Linked DNA regions of Homo sapiens: region 1 is linked to region 2. A link is a contact called in ENCODE Hi-C or POLR2A ChIA-PET data. All regions are on one chromosome and are shown on one strand. The core of a region is the stretch at or near the end of the contact, and the rest is flanking DNA. Distances in the headings are between cores, read along the strand shown.

Evidence for each region. A loop is a pair of places that touch in the nucleus more often than their neighbours do. ChIA-PET counts read pairs that join two places held with the same protein, here RNA polymerase II (POLR2A). Pooled maps may share reads with other maps.
Region 1: a loop to region 2 is called in a map of B cell, with 18 times the contacts of the local background. The contact joins the promoter of GIGYF2 here to the promoter of TIGD1 in region 2. A Hi-C loop is called at or near these places in 12 of 168 maps with a recorded cell type or tissue (B cell, CD14-positive monocyte, CD4-positive, alpha-beta T cell and 6 more), 16 of 37 single-sample maps with no recorded cell type and 27 of 50 pooled maps. POLR2A ChIA-PET finds 5 or more read pairs at or near these places in 5 of 52 experiments (HepG2, MCF 10A, PC-9 and 2 more).

Annotation. Positions count from the first base shown.
Region 1 is chr2:232,695,141-232,701,179 of GRCh38, reverse strand. GIGYF2 (GRB10 interacting GYF protein 2) reads right to left here and starts at 3,849. Exons shown (of 29, transcript NM_001103146.3): 1 at 3,788-3,849. RefSeq lists enhancers at 2,651-3,345, 3,346-4,042 and silencers at 3,547-3,876, 3,907-3,996.
Region 2 is chr2:232,547,135-232,552,683 of GRCh38, reverse strand. It overlaps TIGD1 (tigger transposable element derived 1), which reads left to right and starts at 2,127. Exons shown (of 1, transcript NM_145702.4): 1 at 2,127-5,549. The coding sequence starts at 2,802. The coding sequence ends at 4,577. It overlaps EIF4E2 (eukaryotic translation initiation factor 4E family member 2), which reads right to left and starts at 1,995. Exons shown (of 7, transcript NM_004846.4): 1 at 1,940-1,995. The coding sequence starts at 1,959. It overlaps MIR5001 (microRNA 5001), which reads left to right and starts at 2,111; the gene lies at 2,111-2,210. It overlaps CHRNG (cholinergic receptor nicotinic gamma subunit), which reads right to left. Exons shown (of 12, transcript NM_005199.5): 12 at 4,569-5,549. RefSeq lists a silencer at 1,615-1,984.

The sequences.
Region 1 (6,039 bases), core at 2,600-5,099, 150 kb before region 2:
TTGAAATACCTTTATAAAATGAAGTTTGGTCAATTAAGAGAACATTCTTTGTTTTTCAAACCTCTTTCTGCTTTCAACCTCACACAAAACTATAGGCAATTCAATAAAGGTATCACTTTACATTCCTACATAATTAATTTAGTATATTTCTCATTCATCTGAGAGCATGAATAAAATGTAAAAACAATATTTGGTCAAGAAACACTGCAATGCTAACTATAAGCAAGTTTATACATGAAATAAAAATCTCTAGTTTTAAAGAGATGTAATTTTTCAAAGTATTAAAAATGAATGGAAACTCTAGGACTTTTTTATCTTATTTTAAACTTCTATTTCTTTTTCATTTTATATATTTTTCCTTTTATTCTTAAATACTCTCCCATGCAAAAACCATAGGACTTTATCACCACAAAACCCTAGTGGGAATCAAGCAGTGAAAAAAAGCTTGAGTTCAGACTGTTACAACAATGACCAAACAATATGCCATGGTAATTTAAACTGAAGGAAAATGGACATTTAACTTGCCTCTAAGAGACCTGGGTTAACACCAACATAGGCTGTAGATTCAACCTAATGAGACTGGTCCCACTATAATCTATAAGAAATAGAATAAAACAGAAAGTATGGGAAATTTAATCAGCAGGAGCTAATGGAGAACTGCAAACAAAGTCAAAATTTGAAAATGGCACAAGTCAAAGATCCTACAGAAGGGCAATCATAAAAGCGACAGTAGTAATCTTTTTACCCAAAAAGGTTCTCCCAGATAGCAATCACTATCAACAGTGTCATCTTCCAATGTGAAGGTCAACAAAAAGAGAAGAGACAATATGGAGTATTAAAATGCAGAGTCATGAAAACAAATGAGCTGATATGACATCAAAGACATAATTTGGAAATGTCATTTCAAAAACACAATAGAAAAACAAGAGGAAGAAAGGCAATTAGTTAAAACACTACCTCATCACTACCATCACTATGCCTCCCTTTTAGCCAAGGAGTTGCATTCACACACTGACCTTGTAATTTCCATCTTCTCATGATTTTGAGGCAAACCTACTCCAAAGTGTTTTTCACATATGCATCTCACCAGCAAAAGCATTTCAAAACCAAAATATTAAAATTCCTCAGCTGAACTAAAATGAAAGAGGACATTTATGAAAGCTCAGTAAAAAGAATATGGAGATAAACTGGAAGGAAATCAGAAAATGTTTTTTGCAAAAAAATATGTCTATTAAGTATCAGACTAGACAACTAGTCTGAAAGGTAAAAGTGGAGGAATAAAAAACTCAGCACAAAAAGTTCTACACGTGTAAAATGTGAAGGATATACACATGAATTAGAGGAAGAGTCTCCGGGCTGGACAGCACAGTATTAAGAAAAATTCTTTACTAACCAGATTAAGGATAATTTGAGTTAATACATTGTTTCCACCTTTCTTCCTGGTATGTTCCTTAATCATGTGTCTAAATGTGAAAGGAAAATTTCTAATTTCCCTACATTTTCAAATATCCTGAAATCTCCAAAGAGCCTCCTTCTTGTAAAGCAATTGCTTTTGAAAAGTACTTTCAAGCAGTTTATCATCAATCTCATTTTAAAACGTTTACTTTTGAGAAAGATAATTCATTATAATTTCCTGAAATACTGAGCATCCTAAATTTTTCCAAATTAGCGGATGGGGATGGGAGTTAAGGGGGTTGGGGAGGCTGGCTGCTGGCCCAAATTTCCAGAATCTGATTTCCCTTTCCAAGAATCACAAGAGATAAGAAAAAAGAATTCAGGATAGCAAATAATCCATCTCATCTTAGTACCAAACAGTAAGTACACACATCTCCCACCAGTCTCCCACTCACCCTAGCCTCTCAGCCTAGGCTAGCCTCCATGCTTTTCCCAGTCTACTCCTGAATCGCTCCTAAGCTTTTGTCTCCGGGTCTTTGCTCTTGCTGCTCCCTAGCCTAGAGCACTTTTACCCCAGTATAGCTAAAGAAACAGCACCTTCACCTCTGTTGGGTTTTTCCTCCAGTGTTAGCTTCTCCATGAGGCCTTCTCAGGGCACTTAAAATTAACCCCTCCCCAAACCCCTATTATTCTATCTCCCTGACTCATTTTTTTCTTTCACATCGCTTACCACTACATCAAGTATTTTACCTATTTATCTGTCTAGAAATGAATTCCATACAGACAGGAATTGTTTGGTCTGTTTTGCTCCCAGTACTTAACAGTGTAGTAAGTGCTCAACAGGGTATCTGTCAAATAAATGAATGTATGAATGAATAAACAAATGAATGGAAGCACATGGTTCCTTCTCCCTCCCAAACCTCAAGAGTCTCAAATGCTGTCAGGTACCAAAAAGTCATGAAGCCCTCTCCTTTCTGGTGAAGCACTACCATCACCAGTGTATTCCTTGATGTTAAATTTCGAAAGAAACATCATGTGACATTTTTCCAGTTACGTGCCACTTTTAAATACTTTTCTAGTGTCCTCTTCTGTTGTCAACATCTGATGTAAAAGCCAAGTACATATTCCAGTTTGAGCACATCAGAAACTGCTACACCAACTAGTAAAACACGTAAAACCATCAATGAATAAGAGAAAGTATTTGTGTTCTAGGCAAAATGGACAAAATAAGGCCAAAGCTACAAATATTAGAAGGAGCAAAATTAATGTACAGAAAGAATGACAGAATTTTTTTTTCTAATCTAGGAAGTCATTTGATTCTAAAAAGGACATACTATATAAAGAAAGAATACCTTCCCCAGGCACAACATTGGGAATCAAAACTGCCTTAATTCAATGTATGTAGCTCTAGAAAGGAAGCTGTTCACAGCTTCTAGCCCCATACTCAATTTCTTGCAAGTTAAACTGGAATACTTACCTTTCTTACAGAGAGACTACGTGTGTTTAAGTGCTTTGACTTGCAGGAAAACGAAAACAACAAAATAAAAAACACAGTACTAAATAATTAACTGCAAAACAACGTTATTGCTTCCCAAACACGGTCATACGCTCCGCTTCTTTCATGCCCCCATTCCCTGTTCGCTTGATTTATGTTTCAGTCGCAAAACAAGTATTCAGAGTGCTTTTGGAAACTGACACTTAAGGATAATGCCCATTTCAACCTGATGTGAACATTTGGGTCCCCAAGGCTGCCATGGGCTCTAGTTTCCCAGCCTCGGTCCCAAGGTTCCGATCATGGTGGCTGCACCTCGCCTCAGGCCTGGTCCAGACCCAGTACTCTCGCCACGGAAGGAGTCTCCTCCGTCCAGATGCTCTGTGGGGAAGGCAGGAGCGCACCTCCCAGGGACCAGGTGTGGACAGGAGAGCCGGCAGGAGCAGCTGTCTGGCCGCAGCAGCTGTTACCGGGCCACCCCGAGACTGGGCGGGTGTCTGGCGCGGAGAAGCAAGCAGAGGAAGGCGAGCCCTCCAGCTCCGAGCAAGCCGGCCTGACACTGCCCACCCCACAACCCTCCTGCCTTGTTCGGCTCCCCTCGCAATGCCAAGAGGCCCTGGCCTAGGGGCTTCTCGGCTCCTCGCGGCCGTGACGCGCCAGGGCCCTCAGCGCCCCTCGCCCAGGAGGAGGCTCCCTCCGGCCCTGCACCTGACCTGTCCCGTCGCCTGACGGCCCAAGCCGGCCGGAGCGGCCTGTGGGTGTCCATGCGGCCGGGCCAGCTCGGGCAGGAGGAGCAGGGGCGCGAACGCGGACCGGAGACACAGGCGGCCCGGGACGCGGCGGCGGGGCCGGGGCGCGGAGCAGAGCCGGGCAGGGGAGCGACACGGAACGGCTGGTTACCTGCGGTCCGGGACAGGGAGTCTCAGAACCCCAGTCAGTCCTCAGCCTCAACAACACAAGATGGCCGACACGTCGCCACGCACGTCACGTGACCGCGCTCCCGCTCCGCCACGCCCCCTGCTCCGCCCCCGCCCCTTCCCGCTTCCCTCCCCACTCTCCAGTCTCCCACGACATCCTTCCTTTCCGCCACCACCCGCCCCTCTGCCCAGACACGCCCCTGCCCGAGACCCGGATGAAAGGTTGGAAGAGGGCGGGGCCGTGGCAGTGCGCAGGCTCCCGCTGACCCCTTGGCAGCAGCCGGGTACCTGCCCTTGAGTTGAGTGGTGTTGGTGTCCAGGGTTGGGCCCGGACCAGGCACCGTGTGACTCACTGTCCTGTACGCCCAGAGCTCTTTTGCAGTTCAAAAGCCTCTGCATCACTTGCGGGCTGGTTTTCCAAATTAGAACTTTTCCACAGCTTTTAGTCCGGCATTTTTCTTCGCAGTTGCCATCCTAGAGCGAATGGGAAAGCCGCAAAAGCTGAAATTCAAAGCAGTTTCTCTACTTGTTAACAGTTCTGGTAGAACTGGGAATTCATTTCAGAGTGTTGTACTGGGACAGCTGGAAAGGACTTGAGAGCTCTGATTCCTTCCTAGGACATCTGGGGCTATAACCCTTTTACCTAGAGATGAACTATTTTGGAATTGACAGATAAAATACAAGACACCCAGCAATATTTGGGGCACACACTGAAAAATTGTTCGTTGTTTTTCTGAAATTCAAATTTAATTGGGCGTCCTGTGTTTGCTAAATCTAGCAACTCTATCCTTAGGCATCCCATTCTTGCCTGTGTCTCCAACTTCTTCCTTCCTACAGGATCCTTCCTGTCAGCTTTAAAGATTACTTGTGTCTCCCATCTTAAAATGGAATGTTAAAAACTCCAATTCTCATGCCGGGCGCAGTGGCTCACACCTGTAATCTCAGCACTTTGGGAGGCGGAGGTGGGCGGATCACGAGGTCAGGAGATCGAGACCAGACCATCCTGGCTAACACGGTGAAATCCCGTCTCTACTAAAAATACAAAAAAAAATGTAGCCGGGCGTGGTGGCACGCACCTGCAGTCGCAGCTAGTCGGGAGGCTGAGGCAGGAGAATCGCTTGAACTGGGGAGGCAGACGTTGCAGTGAGCCGATATCGCGCCACTGCACTCCAGCCTGGCGACAGAGCAAGACTCCGTCTAAAACAAAAACAAAAACCTCCAATTCTCGGCCGGGCAGTGGCTCACGCCTGTAATCCCAGCACTTTGGGAGGCCGAGGCGGCGGATCACCTGAGGTTGGGAGTTTGAGACCAGCCTGACCAACATGGAGAAACCCCGTCTCTACTAAAAATACAAAATTAGCCGAGCGTGGTGGCGCATGCCTGTAATCCCAGCTACTTGGGTAGCTGAGGCAGGAGAATCGCTTGAACCCGGGATGCTGAGATTGCGGTGAGCCAAGATCGCGCCACTGCACGCCAGCCTGGGCAACAAGAGTGAAAATCCGTCTCGAAAAAAACAAATAAACAAACAAACAATCAAAAACACCAATTCTCCCTCCTGCGACCCTGTTCCCTTTCAAAGCCAAGCTGCACCAAAGAATTGTTTATATGCACTTTCTCCATTTCCACACCTGGCATGCAATCATCAACCACACCGATGTGGCTTCTGTCCTTTCCTATCTGCCTATTGCTTGCCCTAAGAACACCCCATCCTACAGGTTGATAACTGGAGTCTTTCAGTCCTCATCTTGACTTCGTGTTTCCCTGTCTTCAATATGATTGGCCTCTTCCTACTTTCTGAAACACTTTATTTATTTATTTATTTATTTTTGAGACAGTTTCGCTCTTGTTGCCCAGGCTGGAGTGCAATGGCGTGATCTCCGCTCACCGCAACCTCCGCCTCCCAGGTTCAAGCGATTCTCCTGCCTCACCCTCCCAAGTAACTGAGATTACAGGCATATGCCACCACGCCCGGCTAATTTTGTATTTTTAGTAGAGACGGGGTTTCTCCATATTGATCAGGCTGGTCTTGAACTCCCGACCTCAGGTGATCCGCCCACCTCGGCCTCCCAAAGTGCTGGGATTACAGACATGAGCCACCGCTCCCGGCCTTCTGAAACACTTTCTTCCCTTGACTTTTATACCCTTACCGCTCAAAGTGGTACAGTAGCATCAACATCACGTGGAGACTTGTTAGAAATACAGAAACTCAAAGGAGCCCTTCACAGTCCCATTCTG
Region 2 (5,549 bases), core at 878-3,377:
AGGGCAAGTTTAATTTTTCTCAAGAGGTGCTTGAACCAAGGTTACACAACAAACCTGGGATAGCCCTTCCTTTGTGTCGGGAATTAGTTAACCTCAGAGTCTCACTTTCCTCATCTGTAAAAGGAGACAACAAGATCCCCTTCACAGAATTGTTAGAGTAGAAATAACATATGAGGCTGGGGGTGGTGGCTCATGCCTGTAATCCCAGCACTTTAGGAGGCAAGGTGGGTGGATCTCTTGAGCCCGAGTTCGAGATCGGCCTGGGCAACATGGCGAAACCCCGTCTCTACAAAAAATACAAAAAAATTAGCAAGGTAGGGTGGCACATGCCTGTAGTCCGGCTACTCTGGAGGCTGAGATGGGAGGATTGCTGGTGCCCGGGAGGTTGAGTGGGCAGTGAGCTGTGATGACACCACTGCACTCCAGCCAGGGTGACACAGCGAGACCCTGTCTCAAAAAATATATATATATATGAAAAATACCTAGCAAGATCCCTGTGGAAGTCCATTATTACCATTCTTACTGCAGACTCCCAAATGATTTGGGTAGGCTTGAGCTAGATGACCCATAAGATGTCTTCTTAGGATGACATTTGATTTGTTCAAATCAGTGGAGGAAGGGGTATAAGGGTTCCAGAAAGCTCCACTGAGGCAGGATTTGGATCTGGAGCTAGTTGTTGCAGGGTTTACAATAGAGATGAAATGGGGCGGCAGCGGGGGAGAGGTTCGTAGAGGGACAGGCTCAGTTAAACAGCAGGATAGAGAAGAGGTCGGGCAAAGACTTTCTCAAGTAGCAGAGACCTCTCAGCAACCAGAAAACATTCCTGAGGACCTACCTGCCTGGAGTGTTGGAAATCCAGTATTCCCTGAATTTGCACAGTACTCTCTGTATTGGAAACACCCCAATTTCCCATCAAAAGCACCAGGTCACAACCTAAACTAATAGTAATTCCACTTTACGTTTATATCGCAATAGTTAGCAATGTTCACAAGCATCTTTAAGCATCGCTGAGTGTGATCTGACCCTTATCACACCCCGGCGTGGCAGCAGGGTCCTAGCCACTAATGTGGTTTGAGCAACAATGGCTTAGAGGCTGGGTAACTTTTCTACAGTCAAACAGATGGTAAGTGGTGAATCTGGGACTAGAAATCCAGGTTTTCGGATGAAGAGACAGTCGATTTACTAGACTACTAGAAGAGAGGAAGGAACATATTCTACCTCAAGATACAATCCTTGGAGGGGGATAAGTAAAGATACTTCTGCATTTTCTCTCTGTACCTCCAAACTGTTTGATGCTGAAACTAGAAACCGGAGCGGGCAGGAGAGGGCAACAAGTATACTTAGGTCTTGGCGAGTGTGTTGGAAGACGGGAACGGGAAGGGGAGGAGAAAGAAAGTAGGAAGAGTCTCAGGAAGATAATTCCTAAGCCAGCCTTCCACCGCGTCGAGGGCAGCAACCACATTACCTCATTGCATCCTCCAAACTCTACGACAAAGGGTGTTACCGTCCCCACTCTGCAGATGAGAAAACTGAGGCTCAGAGGGGAGAGGGAGTGTGTGGGGAAAGCTGGATTCAGAGGCAGCGCTGCCAGACTGCGGAAACACCCAAACCGCCGAGGTCCCCACCCCTCCACGTCGCAGGCAATCCGCATCCACCAGGGCGGGGCGTCCGAAAATCTCCCCCTACCGGGCGGCACAGCCACCCCTCCCCCGGGCCCAGCTCTTCGCCCTCGGTTCGGACGGCCCTGGGGTCTCCGGGACTCCGGTATCCATTGCTCCCCAGCCCCCTCCTCCCCGCCAGTCCAGGCCAGGTCCGGCCGCAGCCGGATCCCAGCAGGGAAGCCGGTGCCGCAGGGTTTGCGCCGCCCCAGCCCCAGCGGGGGCGGGCGCGGGGGAACTGTTCGGGGAAGGGGCCCCGGGGGCGGCCACGAGCCACTCACGCGTCGAACTTGTTGTTCATCCTCTCGCCGCCGCTGTCGCCACTGCCTCAGGGAGTGACTTCCGCTCCACCGGGTCCCTCAGCCTTGGGCCCGGGTACTTCCGGTTTTGCGCGGGGCGCAGCGGAACGTCGGCGCGCAGGCCCGGTTTGGAAGCGGCTATCTCGGGACGCCAGCTCAGGGCGGCTGCGCAGAGGGCTGGACTCAGCGGCGGAGCTGGCTGCTGGCCTCAGTTCTGCCTCTGTCCAGGTCCTTGTGACCCGCCCGCTCTCCTAAGGGAGCGTGTCCTGGCCCCCTCCCGCAGCGGCTCGGAAAAAAGGCAGCACCGCGTCGTTGACGGCGCGGGCTCTGGACTCGCTGCTTGGTAAAAACCTTCCTCTTCCTCCAGTGCGGGACGCACTCTCTGGTATCTCTTTTGACCTCCCGGAGGCTTTCCTTTGTCGGTCGCGGCGCCACTGTACTATGGCATACCTCGTTTTATTACGCTTCGCAGATAGGGCATTCTGAAAACAAATGGAGGGTTTGTGGCAGCCCTGAGTCCAGCAATTGTATCAGCGCCATTTTTCCAACAGCATGTGCTCACTTGGTGTCTCTGTGTTACATTTTGGTAATTCTCAAAATATTTAAAACTTTTTCATGATTTCTGTGTCTGTTATGGTGATCTATGATCAGTGATCTTTGATGTTGCTATTGTCATTGTTTTGGGGTGCCACATACAGCGTCTTTTATAAGACGTGGAACTTAATGTTGTGTGTGTTCTGACCGCTCCACCCACAGACCGTTCCCCATCTCTCTCCCTCTTCTTGGGCCTCCCTATTCCCTGAGACACAACAATATTGAGATTAGGCGAATTAATGACTCTGCAATGGCCTCTAAGTGCTCAAGTGAAAGGAAGAGTCGCACATCTCTCACTTTAAATCAAAAACTAGAAATGATTAAACTGAGTGAGGAAGGTATGTCAAAAGCCGAGATAGGCCGAAGGCTAGGCCTCCTGCGGCAAACAGTTAGCCAAGTTGTAAATGCAAAGGAAAAGTTCTTGAAGGAAGTTAAAAGTGCTACTCCAATGAACACACGAATGATAAGAAAGCGAAACAGCCTTATTGCTGATATGGAGAAGGTTTTAGTGGTCTGGATAGAAGATCAGACCAGCCGCAACATTCCCTTAAGCCAAAGCCTAATCCAGAACAAAGCCCTAACTCTCTTCAACTCTATGAAAGCTGAGAGAGGTGTGGAAGCTGCAGAAGAAAAGTTTGAAGCTAGCAGAGGTTGGTTCATGAGGTTTAAGGAAAGAAGCCATTTCCATAACATAAAAGCACAAGGTGAAGCAGCAAGTGCTGATGTAGAAGCTGCAGCAAGTTATCCAGAAGCTTTAGCTAAGATCATTGACGAAGGTGGCTACACTAAACAACAGATTTTCAATGTAGATGAAACAGCCTTCTATTGGAAGAAGATGCCATCTAGAACTTTCATAGCTAGAGAGGAGAAGTCAGTGCCTGGCTTCAAAGCTTCAAAGGACAGGCTGACTCTCTTGTTAGGGGCTAATGCAGCTGGTGACTTTAAGTTGAAGCCAATGCTTATTTACCATTCTGAAAATCCTAGGGCCCTTAAGAATTATACTAAATCTACTCTACCCGTGCTATATAAATGGAACAGCAAAGCCCGGATGACAGCACATCTGTTTACAGCGTGGTTTACTGAATATTTTAAACCCACTGTTGAGACCTACTGCTCAGAAAAGAAGATTCCTTTCAAAATATTACTGCTCATTGACAATGCCCCTAGTCATCCAAGAGCTCTGATGGAGATATACGAGGAGATTAATGTTATTTTCATGCCTGCTAACACAACATCCATTCTGCAGCCCATGGATCAAGGGGTAATTTCGACCTTCAAGTCTTATTATTTGAGAAATACATTTCATAAGGCTCTAGCTGCCATGGATAGTGATGTCTCTGATGGATCTGGGCAAAGCAAATTGAAAACCTTCTGGAAAGGATTCACCATTTTAGATGCCATTAAAAACATTCGTGATTCATGGGAGGAGGTCAAATTGTCAACATTAACAGGAGTTTGGAAGAAGTTGATTCCCACCCTCATTGATGACTATGAGGGGTTCAAGACTTCAGTGGAGGAAGTAAGTGCAGATGTGGTGGAAATAGCAAAAGAACTAGAATTAGAAGTAGAGCCTGAAGATGTAACTGAATTGCTGCAATCTCATGATAAAACTTTAACAGATGAGGAGTTGTTTCTTATGGATGCGCAAAGAAAGTGGTTTCTTGAGATGGAATCTACACCTGGTGAAGATGCTGTGAACATTGTTGAAATGACAACAAAGGATTTAGAATATTACATAAACTTAGTTGATAAAGCAGCAGCAGGGTTTGAGAGGATTGACTCCAATTTTGAAAGAAGCTCTACTGTGGGCAAAATGCTATCAAACAGCATCGCATGCTACAGAGAAATCTTTCATGAAAGGAAGAGTCAACTCATGCGAAAAGCTTCACCGATGTCTTATTTTAGGAAATTGCCACAGCCACCCCAACCTTCAGCAGCCACCACCCTGACCAGTCAGCAACCATCAACCTCGAGGCAAGACCCTCCACCAGCAAAAAGAGTACGACTCACCGAAGGCTCAGATTGATAATCAGCATTTTTTAGCAATAAAGTATTTTTAAATTTAGGTATGTATATTGTTTTATTAGACAATGCTATTGCACTCTTGCTGGTCTACAGTATAGTGTAAACATAACTTTTATATGCATTGGGAAACCAAAAACATTCATGTGACTTGCTTTCTTGTGTTGGTCTGGAACTGAACCTGCAATGTCTTTGAGGTATGCCTCGACCTACCTCCTTAGGTTGCTGTATGGATCCCATGAGACAGTAACTTATAGTAATGGCAGCTAATGTTAACATTTGAGTGTTTATTGTGTACAAGGAGCTAATCCTCTGCCCTCTGAGGCTTTCAGAGAGGTTGAGAGACTTGTGCCAGATACACAACTAGTAAGGGGCTGGTGGGAACCGGAAATGGCCCCACTGTCATCAGATTCCCTCCCTGATTGAAGTTCTCCCCCACTCTCCCTAACTCCTCTAGTTCTCTATAGCTCTGACTCTGCTCTTGCTTCAAACACACTGTGCATGCACAGACACAGACTCACACTGGAGTAAATAATACGAACTTGCTGGTGATTGAATCCCAAAGACAGCAATCCTGTGCTTGGAGGGAGGGCATATTTCCAAGGTCCCCTCCTGCCAGCATATCCTGTCGTCAGGCCTTTATGTGGCACTTTCACTTTTCTTTTTTCAGTTTTGTAATTTTTTTATTTTTTTTGAGACAGGGTCTTACTGTGTCATCAGGCTGGAGTGCAGTCACATGATCACAGCTCACTGCAGCCTAGACCTCCTGGGCTCAAGCGATCCTCCCACCTCAGCCTCCCGAGTAACTGGGACTACAGGCATGCATCACCACGCCCAGCTAAGTTTTGTATTTTTTGGTAGAGGCCGGGTGTCCCCATGTTGCCCAGGCTGGGTTCCTGGGTTCGTGGGCTCCTGAGCTCAAGCAGTCCACCCACCTTGTCCTCCCAAGGTGCTGGGATTGCAGGTGTGAGCCACC